Regions from separate parts of the Homo sapiens genome. Here region 2 is linked to region 1. A link is a loop called in an ENCODE intact Hi-C map of the cell type or tissue named here. Cell type or tissue: GM12878. All regions are shown on one strand. Links, peaks and the distances in the headings refer to the core of each region. The heading gives the core; the rest is flanking DNA. Region 1 has its middle 8.0 kb from the start of ZNF334. Region 2 has its middle 9.0 kb from the start of SLC2A10.

Region 1 (9,800 bases), core at 1,007-9,006:
CCTGTAATCCCAGCACTTTGGGAGGCCGAGGTGGGGAGATCACCTGAGGTCAGGAGTTCGAGACCAGCCTGACCAACATGGCGAAACCCCGTCTCTATGAAAAATACAAAAATTAGCCAGGCATGGTGGTTGGCACCTGTAATCCCAACTACTCGGGAGGCTGAAGCAGGAAAATTGCTTGAACCCGGGAGGTGGAGGTTGCAGTGAGCCAAGATTGTGCCATTGGACTCCAGCCTGGGCAACAAAAAAAAAGAAAAAGAAAAAAAAAAGAAGACACCAGCATTTTCAGTTATCTGTAACTCAGCCCAATGGGTAGAAGGTGATGCTAGAAATTCTGATAGAAAACTCAGGTGTAATGGGGAGAACTCATGTGTGGTATACACTGATGGTTGCCTAATCAACACCATTACCTGCCCCACCCCCAAATTATTTCTTGATGGCTTCCCATTGTGGAGGTTGGAGATTCCTGGTTCTCACTCTTCTGGCTTCTCTTGCAGCTGGGGATTGGGTATGTGCCCCAATCCTGGCCAATGGAGCCTACAGGAAATCTTCCAGAAGGGCTTCTGGAAAAAGATTTTTCTTCCTGATAAAGAGACATATAAAGAGAAATGGTCCTTGGTGTCTTTAAACATGGTTTCATGTCAATATGATGCTTGGAACTGTGGCAGCCATCTTGTAATCATGAGAAGACAGGTTTGAGGGCAAACATTAACAAGCTAAGGATGGACGAGGGAAAGATGAGAAGAGTCTGAGTGTTTGATAATATAATTTACTGGCTCAGCCAGTTCTGCTGTTGCCTACTTCAGACTCCTTGTTAAGCTGAGATAGTAAGTTTCCCCCCTCCTTTTCAAAATAAATTTTTAAATTTTAGAATAGTTTTACATTTTTGAAAAATTGTGAAGATAGTGGAAAGAGCTCCTATATACCCCACACCCAGCTTCTTGTATTATTAATATCTTACATTTATGTTACATTGTTATAATTAACAAACCAACATTAATACATTATTATTTGATAAAGCCCACACTTTATTCAGGTTCCTTTGGTTTTGATCTAATGTCCTTTTTCTGTCCCAGGATTCTGTCCAGGGTGCCACATTACATTTAGTTATCACATCTCCTTAGGATCCTCTTGGCAGTGACAGTTTCTCTGACTTGCCTTATTTTTGATCATCTGGACAATTTTGAGGCATACTGCTCAGGTAGATTCTCCCTCAATGGGGATCTGTCTGATGTTTTTCTTGTGATTAGACTGGGGTTATGGATCTTTTTGAGGAAGATCACAGAGGTAAACTCCTCCACAGACTGCAAAGCAATAAGGTTGTAACCCCATAAAGGGAGAGACTTTATTCTCAATACATCATATCAAGGGTGCATATTATCACCATGACTTACCACTGCTGATGTAGCCTTCATCTCCTAGCTGAGGGAGTGTTTGCCAGAAGCTTCCTTCACTGTGAAGCTAATCTTTTCCTTCCTTGCCTTCCTCTTTGGGAGGAAGTCACTAGATACTGCCTACATTAAGAGGTGGGGAGTAATGCTTTACCTCCTTGAGGGAGAAGTAGCTACATAAATGATTTGAAATTCTGCAAATATGATTTGTCTATTCTCCCCTCATTTATTTATTATTGAGTCACTTATTTTTTATCTGTATGGGCTCATGATATTTATTTCATACTTTGGATTATAATCTAATACCACTTTATTTTGTTACCGAATTGCTCTAGCTTTGACCATTGTGTGCTCTTTCAGTTGGCAGGGGATGGGGGATAAAGGGTTCTTATATCCAAGGCCTATAGTAGGGACTACTGAAATGCAGACCAAATAGGGGTCCCAGCAAGCCCTCAGGGGATCTGAAGCACTTGCAAGACCTGAAATTGAAGCTTTGTCAGCAAGGAGATATTGCTGAACTTCTCTGAAAACAACTGCTGTGCCTTTCTCCTGCTGAAAGAAAAACCAGAAGTTAAACCAATGATCGATGCCAGTAGTGGTGAAATTTTTTCTTATTTTTTTCTCTAATGCCTTTGTAAACTGAATCCTATAGTATATTAATAGATTCAAATCTTTTATAAGTTCATTTATAGATATTCTGTGAAGGGGAGTTTCCTCTCCCAAACTGGACTGAAGCTGGGACAGGAGACAGGGAAGATGCCCAATGGACTAAATAAGCCAGCTCAGGAATTAAGCAAAGCAATGAAGGAAGAGTTGCCCCAACAAGGTCAGGTAGTGGAGGGGAAATGAGTACCTAGGAGGAATGACTTGAGACCTTGTACACAAAAGCCATGAGGTGGCTTTATCAAGCACTAACCTTAAATTCAGCACCAGGGGTGAAGGACAGCTACCCTGAGTTCTACTGAGATTTCTTCTGGCCCTAAATTAAGGCTGATCTTCCAGGTCAGGGCTTCTCCACAAATCAAACCTTATTTTCCAGCTGATTGTGTAATATCTCAACCCCAATAACTGAATTAGAATTAATCTCTTTTCTGTCTCTTCCCTTATTAATAGGACCTCATCCCAAATTGTCTTTATTTCTCCCTTGCATCAAAGTTAGTATAGCGTAATTGCATAATAGTTATGAGCTTGGGCTCTGGACTCAGACAGCCTGTGTTTAAATAAAAACTCTGTGGCTTCCTAGTGGTGTAACCCTGTGCAAATTTCCGTTTTTGACCATTGTGAGTCTTTGCTTGATCAGTTCATTTAACAAATATTTGTTAAGTTCCTCCAATATATAAAGGACATGTCTGGGTCTTGGGTATACAGCTGTGCTTCTTATATAAGCTGCACTCTCTTGGGATGAAACAGGCAGCACACACATACTCAAAAAATCCATAAAATAATTTCAAAGTGATAAATATTATAAAGAAAATTAAAGAAGACATTGTGGTACAGAGTAACTTAAGGGAGAGACTTTAGCTGGAATACTTGGAGGAGCCATCTTTGAAGAGATGAGATTTGAGTGGAGATCTGAAGGGATGAGATGGAACCAGCCATCTATCGAGTCAGAATAAGAGAGTTCCAGGTACAGGGTAGCAAGTACGCAAGCTCTGAGGTAGGAAGGACCATGTCATGTGTTTTAGTTTCCTAGAGATGATGTAACAAATTAACACAAACTGAATGGCTTGAAACAACAGGAGTTAATTCTTTTGCTGTCCTGGAGGATCGAAGTCCAAAGTCAAGCTGTCAGTAGGGCCATGCTTCCTCGAAAGCCTCTATAAGCATTCTTATCATACCCCACTAGGCAAGGGCCCAACTGAAGGGACATCCGTATCATATCCTGCTGGGCAAAAGTCCAAGGAAAACCCTATTCACATCCCACTGGAGAAAGGGCCAGACTACCTGATCATAAGCACATCTTTTCAATATCCTGTTGGGCAGCAAGCCATACTGCCCAGACCCCTCCTCCCCATACCTATAAGTACCCCAGCCTGTAATCAGCAGAGGGCTCTGGCATTAAGCTGGTCCCCTACTTCTGCAGGTTTTTGCAATATACCTATGTTGCTGTTGAGCCACCCTCTGTGTGTGTGCGTGTCTTTCTTTAACCCTCGCCTTCCCTTCAAAACCTAACAGGAAGCTCTGAGAGCAGGGACCCTGTTGGCATCATCTTTGAAGTGCCTACGATGCCCAGCTGAGCTACAAGAATTCTCTAACTCTGAGATTCTTCTCCAACTGCCTACTGGCATTTGGACCCAGATGGCAAACCCAACATGGCCAACCTGAATTCTTCCTCCTCCCAGACCACTTCCATCCCCCTCCTACACCTAACCCCCTGGGTCATCCCAGATCTCCTGCCCCCTCCACCCCTCACATCGAATCAGTTACTTCCTTCTCCATGACCATTGCGTGCTGGGCCATTGTCTCAGTCTCCTCTTTGGTCTGCTTGCCTCCAGCCTCTCCCACTCTCCTCCCTTTCCCCACACACTGCCCACAACATCCAAGGGCACCTGTCAGGTAGTCATTGTGTGCATGAGCTTCAGGGTAAAACTAGACCTGAAGTGAATACTTACCCCACCACTCTCTAACAGTGTGGTCACAGGCAAGTTATTTATTAGAGTGACAACTTGTCCCTGTTTGCCCAGGACTGCCCCACTTCTAGCATTGAAAGACCCAAGTCTTGGGAAAATTCTATTTCTATTTCTATTTATAAATTATTGGATGTATATTTATATTTAACGTAAGCTTAGTTTACATATTTGTGAAATAGGATCTATAGTATTACTTAACATGTAGCATTGTTCTGAGGATTAACTGTTATAAGAGGTAGAAACTGCTTGCTTGTAGCAAGCCTAAAATGCATTTCATTCTATTCTTTCACAATACTTCCCCCCATTTGGAATTCTATAGCTGTCTGTAATCATCTACATACTGTGGTCTTTCTCACCAGATTCTGAGTAGGCAGTGACCATGCATGACTGGCTTCTTCACCGCTGAGTCCTCTAATCTAATACCATGCCTGGCACATAGTAGGTACCCCCAAAATATTTGTTGGATGAATAAATGAATGGATAATGAATAAAGACTAGTTTTAATCTTAATACCCAAGACCTTTTGCTGAAATCTGGTTCCTTGAGAAAGTTTTGAGGCACAGATTGTGACTTTTTGGAGTTCTCCGGTTGCTAGCAACAGAAAGCATCTCTGGCGAACTAAATCAAAAGGGAATTTGATTTCTATTGGAGTTGGAAAACAAAAAAAGAAAAGAACCAGGGAGAACTCTGGAGATCCATGTAGCTGGAGCTAATGGGCAGTTGCTTCACAGCATTCATGTCAGTATGAACAGGATGAACATTCTACTCAGGATTCAAAATCAAATCCATGATATGCTTGGTTCAGACAATGTGCTTGTATCTAGACCAGGAGCACAATGGGCAACTTGGACCATCTTTCAAGGGCTGTTATTGACAGTTGTACAGGTTGGGCACTCCTCAATTCCAGTAGGCACCACTCATCACAGTCTGAATGGATGGATTCTCTGGAGTTATGCAGTGCACAGCCTATGAGAGTGTATACAGGAGACCTGAGTGGTGGTGGTATAGTTCCCCAAAGGAAAATTGAAGTGTTTGTTATGAGAAAAAGGAGGACCAGAAGAAAAAACAACACGTCCACCACAAATGAATTGACTCGAGTTAACAGCTGTGGGAGGTTGACATTATTTGATGTATCAGCAAGAGCTAGGCCTTCCCAGGCCTTCCTCAGCACTTGCTATCAGCCAGGCCTTCTTTACCTTGCAGCCACAGACACTGAGCCTTCACAGCGAGGTCGCCTGACAAAGCAACAACAAAGTCAGTCTGACAACCACTGGCCTGTGCCAATGCTGCCACTTAGTGGCCTTCATGGAAACCACACTATCCAGTGTGGGCTTGCCAGTCTGCCTTCTTCTTACCTTGTCCCTCTCCCTCCATTCCTTCCCTCCCCTCCCCTCCTCTGCCCTGCCCTCCCCTTCCCTCCTGCAATGCTGGAACTCCTCCTTCTTTGGTTTGGTAGTAAACCCTACCTATACCTTTCTTTTGGCTTGGAATTCCTCTCCTTGATCACTATTTGACCATCTTTATTGGTTATTGGTGTAAAGCAACATCATTTATTATTATTATCTGTCATGATTCTGAAGGTTCACTTATAGGCGGTCCACACTCAGGCAGGTGGTGGCTGGGGATGGAGTCCTCTTGAAGGCTTTCTTATTCACATGTCTGTTGGCTAGGACCTTAGCTGGGAATTTTACCCACAATGTCCACACATGGCCTCCTCATGTAGCCTGGGCTTCCTCATGGCATGGCGTCCAGGTCCCAAGAGTGAGCATCCTCAAACAGAGAGCTGGGCGGAGACTGTATTGCCTTTTATGCCCAGGCCTTGTTAGTCACGTGGCCTCACTTCCACCATATCCTTTTAGTTGAGGCAGTCATGAAGGTCTATCCAGGTTTCAGGGGAGGGGACATAGAGTCCACCTTTTGATGGGGGAGTGATGCAGTAAGAAGAGAAAGTAGGATGGGAGATATTGTAATGGGCATCTTTGGAAAATACAACATGCTTCACCATAACAAACAAGGCCCAACTAGCCAGCCATGTCATTCATAGGCCTGACTGGAGCTCAAACCTGGCAAACTGCACCACACTCTCTGGCCTCTGCACATACTGTTCCTTCTGACCAGAGGAATCCTCTTCACCCTTGGCTGCCAATTCTAATCTATCAGATCCACACTGAATGTTCGCTTCCTCCTGGAGGCTACTTCTGAACCCACTGTCCAGGGTGAGCAGCCATCTCCTCTCTGCCCACAGTACTTGTTCTTATCTCCCTCATAGCACTCATTGCACCTGTCCTGCAAAGGGCTAAACTCTACTTAGACAGGATCTTGCCTCAGGTGCCATTTCCATTTCACTGGCTCACCTCCCATCAACATTAGCTTTCAGGAGGTTTGAATTCACAATCCCCACAGTTGGTCCTCCTCTCACCAAAGGTGATGTGGGACAGCTGAGCCCCCAAAGTGGGGCTTAACCTACGAGTGTTCTTGCCTTCACCCAGGAAAGAACTCAAAGGTGAGCTGGTGGTATCAGAAAACAATCTTTCATTCAACAGTACTGCTCCTTGCAGAGCAGGGCTAACTCATAGGCAGTATGCCCTGAGTCAGCAAACTATAGACTCTTGGTAACTATTTATACTCATGTAAACCCACTTTCAATTACATGTAAATTAAGGAGTGGATCAATGCAAATTGAGGGGCAGGTTATTTATAGCTTTCTAGAAAATGAGTGGTAACTTCTGGGCCATTGCCATGGCATTTTAAAACTGTCATGGCACTATGGGAGTATCTTACGCTATGAGCAATGAGGGCAGCCAGGGATCACATTTGTCCCCATCTGCTGGTTCCTGCTGGTTTCTTCACTTGATCCTGTCTGGATCAGATCCTGTTTTGATCAGCAGGGTTGTGACCAGAAAACAAGCCCTGTTGGTCTTCTACCTCAGAGAGAGGTGGGATTTGAAGCTCTGTGGAAATAAGAGTCATTCCGGATTCTGAATGACCCTGATAAGAAAAGAAGGAATCAGGGGCCAGGCCCCTGAAAGCTGGGCTGGCAGGACTCACAAGGGGCAGGATGGTGTGTGTGACAAAATTGTTTTGGGTACCAGGGACCTTGCAACAGGGAGAGGTTGTGATACCTCCAGACTCAGAGAGACCTCCAGTGTGGGAAGCAAGTCTTTCTCCTCCTCATTTACTTTAGCTCTGGAACACCTTATAATTCTCTTCGCCTCACACTATGCTTCAAGTGTTCTTCCCCTTCCTCCTCTGCACCACCCTTTGGAGCACTGTCCAAATATCTCTTCCCAGAAGAAGCGCTCTCTAACCCACAGACATTGTCTACTCCTGTATTATGTGAATTTCTCCTTTGTAGCCTTTACTACATTTTAAATTAAATAATCTTTTGCAGTATCAGGTTTTTTTGTATATCTCATCAACTAAAATGTAGATTTGAGTGGAGGTCACTAAAAAAAAGCTTGCAGGGAAATCTAGAACCTTAAATTCTTTTTTTTTTTTTTTTATGAGAGGAAGTCTCACTCTGTCACCCAGGCTGAGTGCAGTGGTGTGACCTCAGCTCACTGCAATCTCTGCCTCCTGGGTTCGAGCGATTGTCCTGTCTCAGCCTCCCAAGTAGCTGGGATTACAGGTGCCCACCACCACGCCTGGCTAATTTTTATATTTTTAGTAGAGACAGGGTTTTACCACGTTGGCCAGGCTGGTCTAGAACTCCTGACCTCAGGTGATCCACCTGCCTCAGGCTCCCAAAATGCTGAGATTATAGGTGTGAGCCACTGCACCCAGCCTTAAATTCTTATATTGACTGTGTCTAACTGAAGATGTTAAAATAAGAACAGGATAATTTAAAAAATCTATTTATTAATTAATTAATTTATTTATTCTGAGACCAGCTTATGAGACTGGATAATTTTTGTATTTTTGGTAGAGACAGGGTTTCACCATGTTGCCAGGGCTGGTCTCCAACTCCTGGGCTCAAGTGATCCACCCACCTCAGCCTCCCAAAGTGCTGGGATTACAGGTGTGAGCCATGTGCCCAGCAAAGAACAGAATAATTTTTTAATGATGAGGAAGAACATAATGCAGATAAAAGGAAGCAATCAATGAAATAGCAAAAAGAAACAATAGAAAGGATTAACCAAACCAAAAGCTAATTTTTTTTAAGTATTAACACAGCCTCCTGCTGTTTGGCCGGGTTCCTAACAGGCCACAGACCACTTCACACATCCTTATAAAGCTCAGGTGCAAGCACACTGACACCTGGATTACAGCAAAAGACCCTGAAGCACAGACAGAACCCATCTGAACCATGCCCAGATAGTCAATGTAGCTGGTATGCTAAATAGCACATCTTAAGAAATAATTTTTAAGTAGCAAATTTTAGTCTTCCACCACTCTTTAAACTTTTTTGAGGGAATCTCCCACTGGATAAAAACTCAGCAGAATCCAAGGTTTTCTGCTTCCTTTGAGGATAGACAGACCTGCAGTCATTTACCATAAACATAGTATCTATTTAGTAATTAGAATACCAGGACCTAGATATTGACCCTACAATCTTCATCCAAAGTGAATAAATGAAGATTACTTCAACTCTCTAATCTTCAAGTCAATCTTCATTTGCTTCCTCTTCCGGCTGAAACAGAAATACTAGGAAGAGAGAGGGCAGGGTACAGTGTAAGATGTCATGTACATGTTATGTAAAATGCATACAGTGCCTGGGTTATAGAGTTTATTTGGGAGGTGATTCCAGGAAGCAGGGATGAGAGACTGGAGATAATGAGATAAAGAAGGAGAAACGCCAATGTAAGCAGGTGAAAGTAAGGTCCCTGCTATGGACAACAGGGATTTGATTCTTCCAATAACTCTGAGAAGCATATGGAATGCTCCCAGAATTGTCTCCTGGAGGACTAAATGTTAAGACATTTGTTCATCATTATTTCCAGTGGAACTGTCTGCCACCTCCAAGACCCAAGATCTCTATCCCAACAAAGTTAGGAACCGGGCCGCACAGCAAGAGGTAAGCAGCAGGCAAGAGAGCACTACTGCCTGAGCTCCGCCTCCTGTAAGATCAGCGGTAGCATTAGACCTCATACAAGTGGGAACCCTATTGTGAACTGCGCACGTGAGGGATGTAGGTTGTACACTCCTTACGATAATCTAATGCCCCCCAACCCTGTCCATGGAAAAATTGTCTTCCATGTAACTGGTCCCTGGTGCCATAAAGTCTGGGGACCACTGCTCTATGGGATCAATTAATCCTACCATACAAGGCATCAGCCTAAAACAGCCATCCTGATAGAAGTATGATATTGCTTAGTAAAGGCTCAGCTAAGGCAGAGGTTTTGGAATGACACCCTAAGAGTTTTGGGTGTTGTCCACCAGGATGTAGCTTATGTATGGAACCAGTGGCTGATATATGCTATTGTATCCTCAAGTGGCTGGAAACGAAGTGATGACAGTAGAATTAACCTGTTTCATCATCACTCCCACTTTCTGAATTTGTGCTTTCCATCCCTGTAACTTTTATTATTTATTTATTTATTGAGAGTCTCGCTCTGTCACCCAGGCTTGAAGAATTGGAAATTTTGTTTATTTAATAAAATTTCTGTTAAAATAGTGGCAAATTTTGGTGCTTTCTTTGCTTTTTTTTGGTTTCCCTTCACAGAGTATTTAAAATACATCCAGAAAATCTTAGAAAAAGCAGATTAATGTTAATATGTATGAAATTTCTTTAATTTGTAAAAAGTTAAATTCTGGTTCCTTGCAGGAACATGTATAGACA
Region 2 (9,800 bases), core at 1,208-9,207, 180 kb before region 1:
AGATCTTTAAACTTGTGATTTTGTCTTTCGACACAGCTAATGAGGAACAGACCAGGAACAACTACACTTCCCTGGGACTGTCGGGATGGATCAGAAGAGGCAGGATGAAGACAGCAAGACCCAGAAGGAGGCTTCAGCTGTGAATCATGTAGCAGGGCATGGAGCTTAAACTCAGCTGTCGGCAACCCTGAAGTTTAGCAGGAGTGAGGAGGGGAGGGCACGATGGAGGGTTGGATTAGGGCTGAGAAAGGGAGTATAACTTGCACATTTAGAGTTTGTTTTGTAAGTGGATTCTGCTTTGAGATTTTATTTTGTATTTTTTGCGATGGAGTCTCACTATGTTGCCCAGGCTGGAGTGCAGTGGCTATTCACAGGCATGAGGATAGTGCCCTTCAGCCTCTAACTCCTGACTCAAGTGATCCTCCTGCCTCAGTCTTCTGAGTAGCAAAGACTATAGGCATGTGCCGCCATGAAATTGTCCTCATAGGGTTAACTAGAATTACATGCTGGGTTCTGGGCAGAAACATAGTTATAATTAAGCATTAATTTGGCTGCCCTTTGGCCCACTTCCTTGTAACTGAAAGTCATGTGGCACTAGATACTGCCATTTGCATCCCCATTGTTCCTACAGATAGGATTTCTGACCTTTGCATCATAAGGCTTTTTGTTTAGGAATTGCTTAAGATGTTCTTCAGATCCTGAATTCCAGTGGACCGGCAGACACCAACCAGTTTGAAGACCCCCACAGAGGAACTGAATCAGCCTAAGAACGAAATTTCTTTATCTCCCTGTCCTGTGACTTCACTCTGCATTCTTCAACCAAACGACGATCCCTATACCTCAGCCCACTCCAAAACCCTTAAAATCCCAAGGCTGAAACTCCTCCAGGAGGTGGATTTGAGGTTTCCTTCTGTCTCCTCATTCAGCTGCCCTAAGATTTTTTTTAACTCTTTCTCTGCCGCAACCCTCTGTATTGGTGTATTGACTTGCCCTGCTTCAAGCAACAGACCTGTTATAGTCACAACCACACCCAGCTTACTTTGAGATCTTTTTTCTTTTTCTTTTCTTTTTTTTTTTTTTTGAGACAAAGTCTCACTCTGTCACCTAGGCTGCAGTGCAGTGGCACGATCTTGGCTCACTGCAGCCTCCGCCTCCCAGGTTCAAGAGATTCTCGTGCCTCAACCTCCCAAGTAGCTGGGATTACAGAGGCCTGCCACCGCGCCTGGCTAATTTTTGTATTTTTAGTAGAGACTGGGTTTCACAATGTTGCAGTCTGGTCTCGGATTCCTGGCCTCAAGTGATCTGCCCGCCTCAGCCTCCCAAAGTGCTGGAATTACAGGTGTGAGCCACCACACCCGGCCACTGTGAGATCTTAATTACTGTTTTTCTCTGTCTTCTCATTTACCATTTATAACCCCCTTCCAACTCTCTCTATATCTCTTCTTTGCATATTTCTATCTGTTGTACTTATCACCATCTGATACACTGTATATCTTTTTTTAAAGACAGAAACAAAAATGGAGCTCTTTATTAAAATAGCAATATATGACACATTAAAGAACATCATATGTTAAAAATAATACATATTTGGAACAAAACTCAAAAACCTAGTTACATTTTGGTATCTTTCTAGATAAGCAGTTGTTTTTTTCTTCATTTCTTTATATATGTGTGTGTGTGTGTGTGTATATATATATATATATATATATATATATAAGCTTTATTGAACTATTAAAAGAAAAACTTTGGACCAATTAAATTTAACAGAGTTTAATGGAGCAGAGGATAATTTGTGAATTGGGCAGCCCCCCGAACCAGAATAGGTGTTACCACATGGTTGGAGAGGATTTATGGACACAAAAAGGAAAGTGACATAGAGAAAACGGAAGTGAGGTACAGAAACAATTGGATTGGTTACAGCTTGGCATTTGTCTTATTTGAACACAGTTTGAACAGTTGGCCACCACTGATTGGCCAAAACTTGGTGACTGGTGCAAGGGTAAGTTGTAGTCTGTTTACACATCTAGTTAGGTCATGGTTCATCACGTACAGGGAAACCTTTAGGCTGAACTAGAAATAGGTAAGGAGGCAGCTTCAGGCTAAACTTAATTTAACAGAAGCACAGTTGGCATATGATAAGCTGCTCATACTTAAAGTGTATAGTTTGACAAATTTTCACACATTTACACCTGTGAAACCATCACGTGAAACCATCATCACAATTAAGATAAGGAACATATCTATTATCCTTAACACATTATATCTCTCATTTATTTGTTTACTCTGTCTTCTCCCTTAAAATGAAGCTCTATGAGTGGGATTTTTTTTTTTTTGGAGACAAGATCTCGCTCTGTTGCCGAGGCTGGAGTACAGTAGAGCAATCACAGCTCACTGCAGCCTTGACCACCCCAAGCCCAAGTGATCCTCTCACCTCAGCCTCCCAAGTAGCTGGGACTATAAGCGTGTGCCACCACATTGGGCTAATTTTTTTATATTTTCTGTAGAAATGGGGCTTTGCCACATTGCCCTGTCTGGTCTCAAATTCCTGGGCTCAAGGAATTTGCCTCGGCCTCCCAAAATGCTGGGATTACAGGCATGAGTCATCGCACCTGGTCAGGAATTTTTTTAAATCTCCCTTTTTCTCTTCTGTATCCCAGTGTTTTGGTTCAGGATAAACATCTAGAATTACACCTAGCACATACTAGTTGCTAAATCATAATTGTTGAAGGATTTTACCTTCCTCTTGTTCACCCAAGCAGCCAGCTTACAAGACTGCCTGTTTTTTGTTCCCCAAACTCTAACCTTAAAAAGAACTTAGATTAGAGGCTGCAAATTCATACGCCTACAGGGCCCACTGAGGTGTTATAAGTGAGGGAAGTGAGCCGGGCATAAGGCAGTGCGGAGTGGTGAGGACTGTGGCAAGCTGAAGGCTGTTCATTCAGGGCGGAAGTCAGCAGACTACAATCAGCTGACTGTTTTGTCTATAAAGTTTTATTCGAACACAGTCATGCCTGTGCATTTCCATATTGTCCATGGTTGCCTTTGCACTACAACAGCAAAGTTGAGTAGTTGTAACAGACATGATGGTATGGCCCACAGTGCTTTAAATATTTACTATCTGGCCTTTCAGAAAAAGTTTGACAACCACAGGTCGAGACTCTCAGGGCGCCAGATGGGGTGGCTCATGCCTGTAATCCTAGCACTTTGGGAGGCCGAGGTGGGTGGATCGCTTTGAGCTCAGGGGTTGGAGACCAGCCTGAGCAACATGGCAAAACCCTGTCTCTATAAAAAATACAAAAATGAGCCGGGCATGGTGGCTTGTGCCTGGGATCCCAGCTACTCAGGGGGCTGAGGCTGAAGGATCACTTGAGCCAGGAAGTGGAGGTTGCAGTGTACTGAGATTGCACCACTGCACTCCAGCCTAGGTGATAGAGCGAAACCCTGCCCCCACCCCCCACCCCCCACCCCCACCCTTGCCAAAAAAAAAAAGGACTAACAGGGACAGCTGGGTGGAGCTCAGCAGGCTGGCTAGGTAGGAATGTGGACCTGATGCTAATATTTTTCATTATAGGAAACGTGAACTTTCCTGATTTTTTTTTTAATGAAGCAGGAGATATTATGTTTTAAAAACAAGGTGTTAGCAAACCGGACACAACCCAAAGGACACCAGAATCCATATCAAGTTAACTGGCTAGGACACAGACAACCTCAACAAAGCTTCCCCTGTGTCCCATGTCCTACATCCTGCCCAGAGTAGCAGAGCACCTCTAAACCTGACTCAGTCATTGGGAAGGCTGATGTTGGGCCAAACAGATTCCATTTGCCCCACGGTATTCGTCATGGTTAACTGTTGCCACAAAATTGCTACACAACAAATAAACAGAACAACAACAAAAGATTCCCACAAAACCTCAGGGGCATAGAAAAATATGTATTTATTTCCCAGGATCTGTGCTCTTCTCTCCCATGTCTGCTATTTGGCTGATTCTCTCGTTGGTCTGCAAATCATCTCTGCTCCACATCTCTCATCCTGGCAGTCAGGATGCTTTCAGTTGCAAGTTACAGAGACCTAACTCAAAGCAGCTTAAGAAAAAAATATATTTGTTGGTTAACATATATTTTAAAATTCTGCTTCAGGCATGGCCGGATCCAGGGTTAAATGATTTCATCAGATCTCTGTAATTCTCTGCTTCTTCTATTTTGGGTTCCCTCTCAGGCAGGTTTACTGGGTAGTCCCAGACTCACATCCTCACAGTTTATTTTCCTTGGTATAAAGAGAGCTTGTCTTTTCAAAGAGCTCTCTCCAAAGTCTCAGAATTGAGTCTCATTGGCCAGGCTGGGAGCCGGTGGAGTATGCTAATGAGTCAGTTCTGATTCACATGGAAGAGGAGTGGTTTACTGATTCAATTACTTCATGAATAATTAATGAGATTCATGAACAATTAATTTTATGAATGAATAAATTCATTCATTCTTACATTTAATTATTAATTCAACAGGTATATATTGAGTATTTATTATGCTGATAACTTATCTAAGTGCTGGGAACCGAGAAATGATCAAAACAGAGAAAAACTCTTGTCTCCATGGAGCTTACATTCAATAAAGGGAGACAGACGACAGATTTTACATTTTTTACATATTTTACAATATGTAAAATACAATACAATACAAGATAAATACGTAAATTGTATAAGGTACCAGATAATGATAAACAGTATGGAGAAAAATAAAGCAGGGAAAGAGGATCAAAGTTGCAAGAGGAATGGCAGTGTGCCAATTCCTAATCAGGTGGTTTGGGAAGTCCTCAATGAGAAGGTGACACTTGGGAAAAGACCTGAATGAGGTGAGAGAATGGGCAGAAGGATACCTGTGGGATCAGCATTCCAAGCAGAGGAAACAGCACGCGCCAGAGCCCTGAGGCAGGAGTGTGTCTGAGGAAGAGCAGGGAGGCCAGGATGGCTGGAGCAGAATGAGGGGAAGAGAGATAGGAGACGAGGGCAGAGGTGACGAGCGATACGCAGGGCTTTTGGGGACTTCTGCAAGACTATGTGACCCAGGCCTTCTGTCTCCTAGTGCATTGCTCCTTGCTCCTCTCCAAACAACCTTTTCTCTATATGACTTTCTCCTTTTACTCCTTCCTTCACCCCTGTGGCTCAAGGATGGTGACAGCTCCACGGTTACCCTCTCTGGGGTACTGCACTATCCCTTCCCTTCTGGTTCCCAAATACTAGGCTTGAACCATTGCAAATAGTCCTTTATCCCTGCTCTGCCTGCTCCACTGTCACTGAACGCTACTCAGCTGACTTGAAACAATCACAGATTTGTCCCCTAGTAGTGCCTTAGTTTGTAAAACCTTCACGTGATTGATCAAATTTGAATTCCGTAAGAACTCATGAGTCCTGTATAATTAATCTGAGGAAGCCTCCCCTGTGTCCCGTGTTTTATCATTTTCTCTGTTTTGATCATTTCTCTGTTCCCAGCATTTAGATAAGTGAGGAAACTGAGGCTCGGAAAGGATAAACCAGGTTTCTCAACCTCAGCACTATTGACATTTTGGACTGAAAGACTGTTGTAGGAAGATGCTCTGTACTGTAGGATGTTTAGCAGCATCGCTGGCTTCTTCGCACTAGAGGGCAGCACACTCCCTGCTCCTCGCATTGCCAAATATTCCCTGGGAGGCAAAATCTCTTCCGTTTGAGAACCACTGGGTTAAATGTATGCGTGTAGCATGATGGTTACGGATATAAGCATAGGTACTGCATGAAATTTATTGGAAGTGTCTTTAAAGCCAGCCAGAATGCAGTCATGATTGACAGAGCTCCAGCAGCCATTTTGTGCCATGAGACCTTGAGAGTAGAAACTGAACCCAGCAGAGCAACCCCACAGCAGCAATCTGGGTTCCTAACTCCGTGATGTACCACTTCAGGCCTGGCCCCACTGTCTCTGTACTTCAAAGATAAACTGCTAGATTGTTTGAGTCACTGCTATTGTGAGTCTTTCTGTTATTCACAAATGAACCAAATCATTTCTAGTATGTTTCAACAGTAATGGGATAAAGATGTAGTTTTTAAAAATCATCATTAAAAATATATTATCCCACTACACTCATATAAAGGGAAATCTAATGTTCTGGAGCTGGATTCTAGGAGTAGGGTGGATGGAGGAGGCTGAAATTTCTCCTAATCACTTCTTGCTTTTTTTCCCTGTACTCTTGCCTAATTCCCTATCACTGCTCGTCTTCATGCCTGTAATAGTTGTCCGATTTTTCTTACAACTTTGGAGTCGTGCACTAGGCAATGTATGTGGTTATATTTATTGGAGGTTTGCAGTGATGGAGGCTTGTTATCACCCAGAACAGTGCCGAAATTTTCTTTTAATTTAAAATTCAACATTACAACATTACAATTCTAAACATGTATCATCTTCTTCCCACAACAAGAAATTCTGGCCTGCTGACCTGTAGTGAGCATCCCGGACTTTTGCCTGCCTGACATTCATTATACCTTCTCCTGGTAAGACCACTCAGATTTTCCTTTGGGGAGCCACACCTTCTTCACTCTCCATGTGAATTCCAATGGGGCTGGCTCCACCTCCCCTTTCCACATGACCAGATCTGGCCAATCAGTCTTTTCCATTGCTTTGTCTACAGTAGTGTGTTCAGAAACAGTTATGTGACCCAAGGCAGACCAATGAAAATTGATCCTGGATTTTTGCTAGAACTGTTGGGGGAAAATAGTGTAGCAGGCAAAATAACAATCCACAAAGACGTTCCTATTCTCATCTCTGGAGACTGTGAATATATTAGGCCACATGGCAAAGGGGAATTCAGGTTGCAGATAGAATTAAAGTTGTGAGGCCGGGTGCGGTGGTGGCTCACGCCTATAATCCCAGCACTCTGGGATGCCGAGGTGGGTAGATCACTTGAGGTCAGGAGTTCAAGACCACCCTGGCCAACATGGCGAAACCCCGTCTGTACTAAAAATACAAAAATTAGCTAGGCATGGTGGCACACGTCTGTCATCTCAGCTACTCGGGAGGCTGGGGCAGGAGAATTGCTTGAATCTGGGAGGCGGAGTTTGCAGTGAACAGAGATCAGGCCACTGCACTCCAGCCTGGGTGGCAGAGTAAGTTAAGACTTCATCTCAAAAAAATAAAGTTGCTAGCCAGCAGATTTTGGAAAGATTATCCTGGATTAGCCGGGTGGGCCTAATGTAATCACAAGGATCCTTAAAAGTAGAAGGAGGCAGGAGAGAGAGCTGGGGAGATGGCAGCCTGAGAAGGCGATATGGTTTGGATGTGTGTTCCCTCCAAATCTCATGTTGAAATATGACCCCTAATGTTGCAGGAGGGGCCTAATGGGAAGTATTTGGGTCATGGGGGCAGATCTCTCATGAATGGCTTGGTGCCTTCTGCATGTTCATGAGTGAGTTCTTGCTCTATTAGTCCATGTGAGATCTGGTTGTTCAAAGAGCCCACTGGCACCTCCTCCCTTCTCTCTTGCTCCCTCTCTCACCATGTGGCACGTCTGCTCCCCTTTCACCTTCTGCCATGATTGCAAGCTTCCTGAGGCCTCACCAGAAGCAGATGTGGTGTTGTGCTTCCTCTACAGCCTGCAGAACCATGAGCCAAAATAAACCTCTTTTCTCTATAAACCACCCAGCCTCAGGTATTCTTTATAGCAACACAGAGTGTCCTTACACAGAAGGAATTGACCGGATGTTGCTGGCCTTGAAGACAGAGAAAGGGGGCTATCAGACAAGGAATGTGGGCAGCTTTTAGACATTAGAAAAGCAGGTAAACAGATTCTATCCCTAAAGCCCCCAGAAAGGAACACAGCCCTGCTGACACTCCAATTTCACCCCAGTGAGACCCATTTCAGACTTCTGATCTCTAGAACTGTAAGATAATAAATGTCATTTAAGGCTGGGCATGGTGGCTCATGCCTGTAATCCCAACACTTTGGGAGGACAAGGTGGGCAGATTGCTTGAGTCCAGGAGTTTGAGACCTGGCCAACAGGGCGAAACCCAATCTCTACTAAAAATACAACAAATCAGCAGGGCGTGGTGGCTCACACATGTAGTCCTATAGTCCCAGCTACTCGGGAGGTTTCAGCAGAAGGATTGCTTGGGCTTGTAGGGGGGAGTTGAAGCTGCAGTGAGCCCTGATCATGCCACTGCACTCCAGCCTGGATGACAGAGTGAGACCCTGTCTCAAAAAAAAAAAAATGTCACTTAAGCTACTAAGTGTGTGGCAATTCGTTGCAGCAGCAATGAGAAACCAGTGCAGAAGGGTCTGTTCTTTCTGCTGGGGTTGCTGGGCTGGTTGATGTGGAGCTCATCATGAGAAAGGGAGCACTCCTGGAGATAAAGCCATTGAAGATGAAAGCAATGTTGAGAGGCAGCCAGATACATCCTGTGAGCCCCTGGGTCCAGCTGCACCTAAAATAAATTTCTTTTTGTGGTTAAGCTTGTTTCTGTCATTTGCAGCCACCATGGCGATGAATAATGCAAAATGTATCCCCATTGGGCAGTCACTGGCAGTGCTATGCTCAGTCCCCTGGATGCCTTGCCCTTCACTGCACATGGCTGACAGTCAAGCCGGCATCTGCATTTGGGCTCTCTCTGCCCCTGCTCTGCTGCTTTGTGGCAGGCCAGGAGCACAGAGAAAGTAACATCTCTTGGGAACAACCCTCAGTCAACGACTGCTGTCTAAGTACCCAGGTCCCTTGCCCCTTGGGTCTGAGGCCTGAGTCATCTACACTGGCTTCTGTTCCCCAGTGGGATTCAGCTCTAGTTGCCCAGAGTGGAAATGGGCTCACCTTTCACTGACTGCCTTCCTGTCCTTACCTCACTCCTCTCCTGGTGTTTCTTGATATTACAGTTGTCTGGGAATTGGAGACCAGCCTGGGCAACATAGTAAGACACCCATCTTTATAAAAAAATACAAAAATTAGCTAGGTGTGGTGGCTCATGCCTGAAGTCTTAGCTACTCAGGAGGCTGAGGCCAGAGAATCGCTTGAGACCAGGAGGTTGGAGGCTGCAGTGAGCTGAGATCATGCCACTGCACTCCAGCCTGGGTGACAGAGTGAGACCCTGTTTCTTAAAAAAGAAAGAAAGAAAAAAAGCAGAGACCAAGTAGAAGGGGGAGTTTCACGGGAGATAAGTTTGGAAGTGGATGCAGGGATCTTATGCAGGGCCTCCTGGGCTGAATTAAGGATTGGATCTTTATCCTAAGTGCAGTGGGGAGCCACTGAAAGGCTTTAAATTGAGTTTCCTGCCACAGAAGCCAGAACCAGTCTGACCATAGCAAGCCTGGGTCTTGTAAATATGTTTTCATGCAGATTTCTAAGGCAGAGGCTCAGATGAATTTGGTAACCATAGAGACAACTACGTGGACACTAACAATTATGATAATGAAGCCACAAACTTGGGAAACTGGGAGTTATAAATAGAATTGGTTCTGGGTAGGCTTTGAGTAGTCTGGGCTGATGAAAGGTGCTAGAAACCACATTATGCCAACATAAAGGATCTTATGTTTGAAAAAGCGACCTGCCTCGTGTGTGAATGAAACCTAAGGACTGCAGAGCCCAAGGCATTGGTGTCATAGCAACCCTCAGACCAAAGGGCTTTTCTTTGGTATTTCAAACAGGGCCCCAGTGACTAGTGGGTGGAAGGAAGGAAAATGAACAAATGAAGAGTGTCTGCTATCCACCAGGCACCCTTATGTTGAACATCTTGTTTAATTTTTATAAGCACTTGCCAAAGTAGAACTAATTATCCCCATTCTGAAGATGATT

Evidence for each region. Hi-C counts contacts between places; a loop is a spot of excess contacts. Peaks named below come from ENCODE experiments on the same cell type or tissue, not always from the same donor. Only the 100,000 strongest peaks of a DNase experiment are listed, where the experiment ranks them.
Region 2: it touches region 1 in a loop (13-fold over the local background); 54 of 110 quality-filtered maps call a loop at or near these places.

The regions. Positions count from the first base shown.
Region 1 is chr20:46,516,688-46,526,487 of GRCh38, reverse strand. No RefSeq gene overlaps it. Among named protein-coding and RNA genes, the nearest start is that of ZNF334, 8.0 kb to the right of the region's middle. In GM12878, for the core only: a CTCF peak has its summit at 5,313 (motif pointing left); a DNase peak (open chromatin) is centred at 5,287.
Region 2 is chr20:46,695,789-46,705,588 of GRCh38, reverse strand. No RefSeq gene overlaps it. Among named protein-coding and RNA genes, the nearest start is that of SLC2A10, 9.0 kb to the left of the region's middle. RefSeq lists enhancers at 1,957-2,729, 9,348-9,467. In GM12878, for the core only: a CTCF peak has its summit at 5,638 (motif pointing right); no DNase peak of the experiment used is centred there.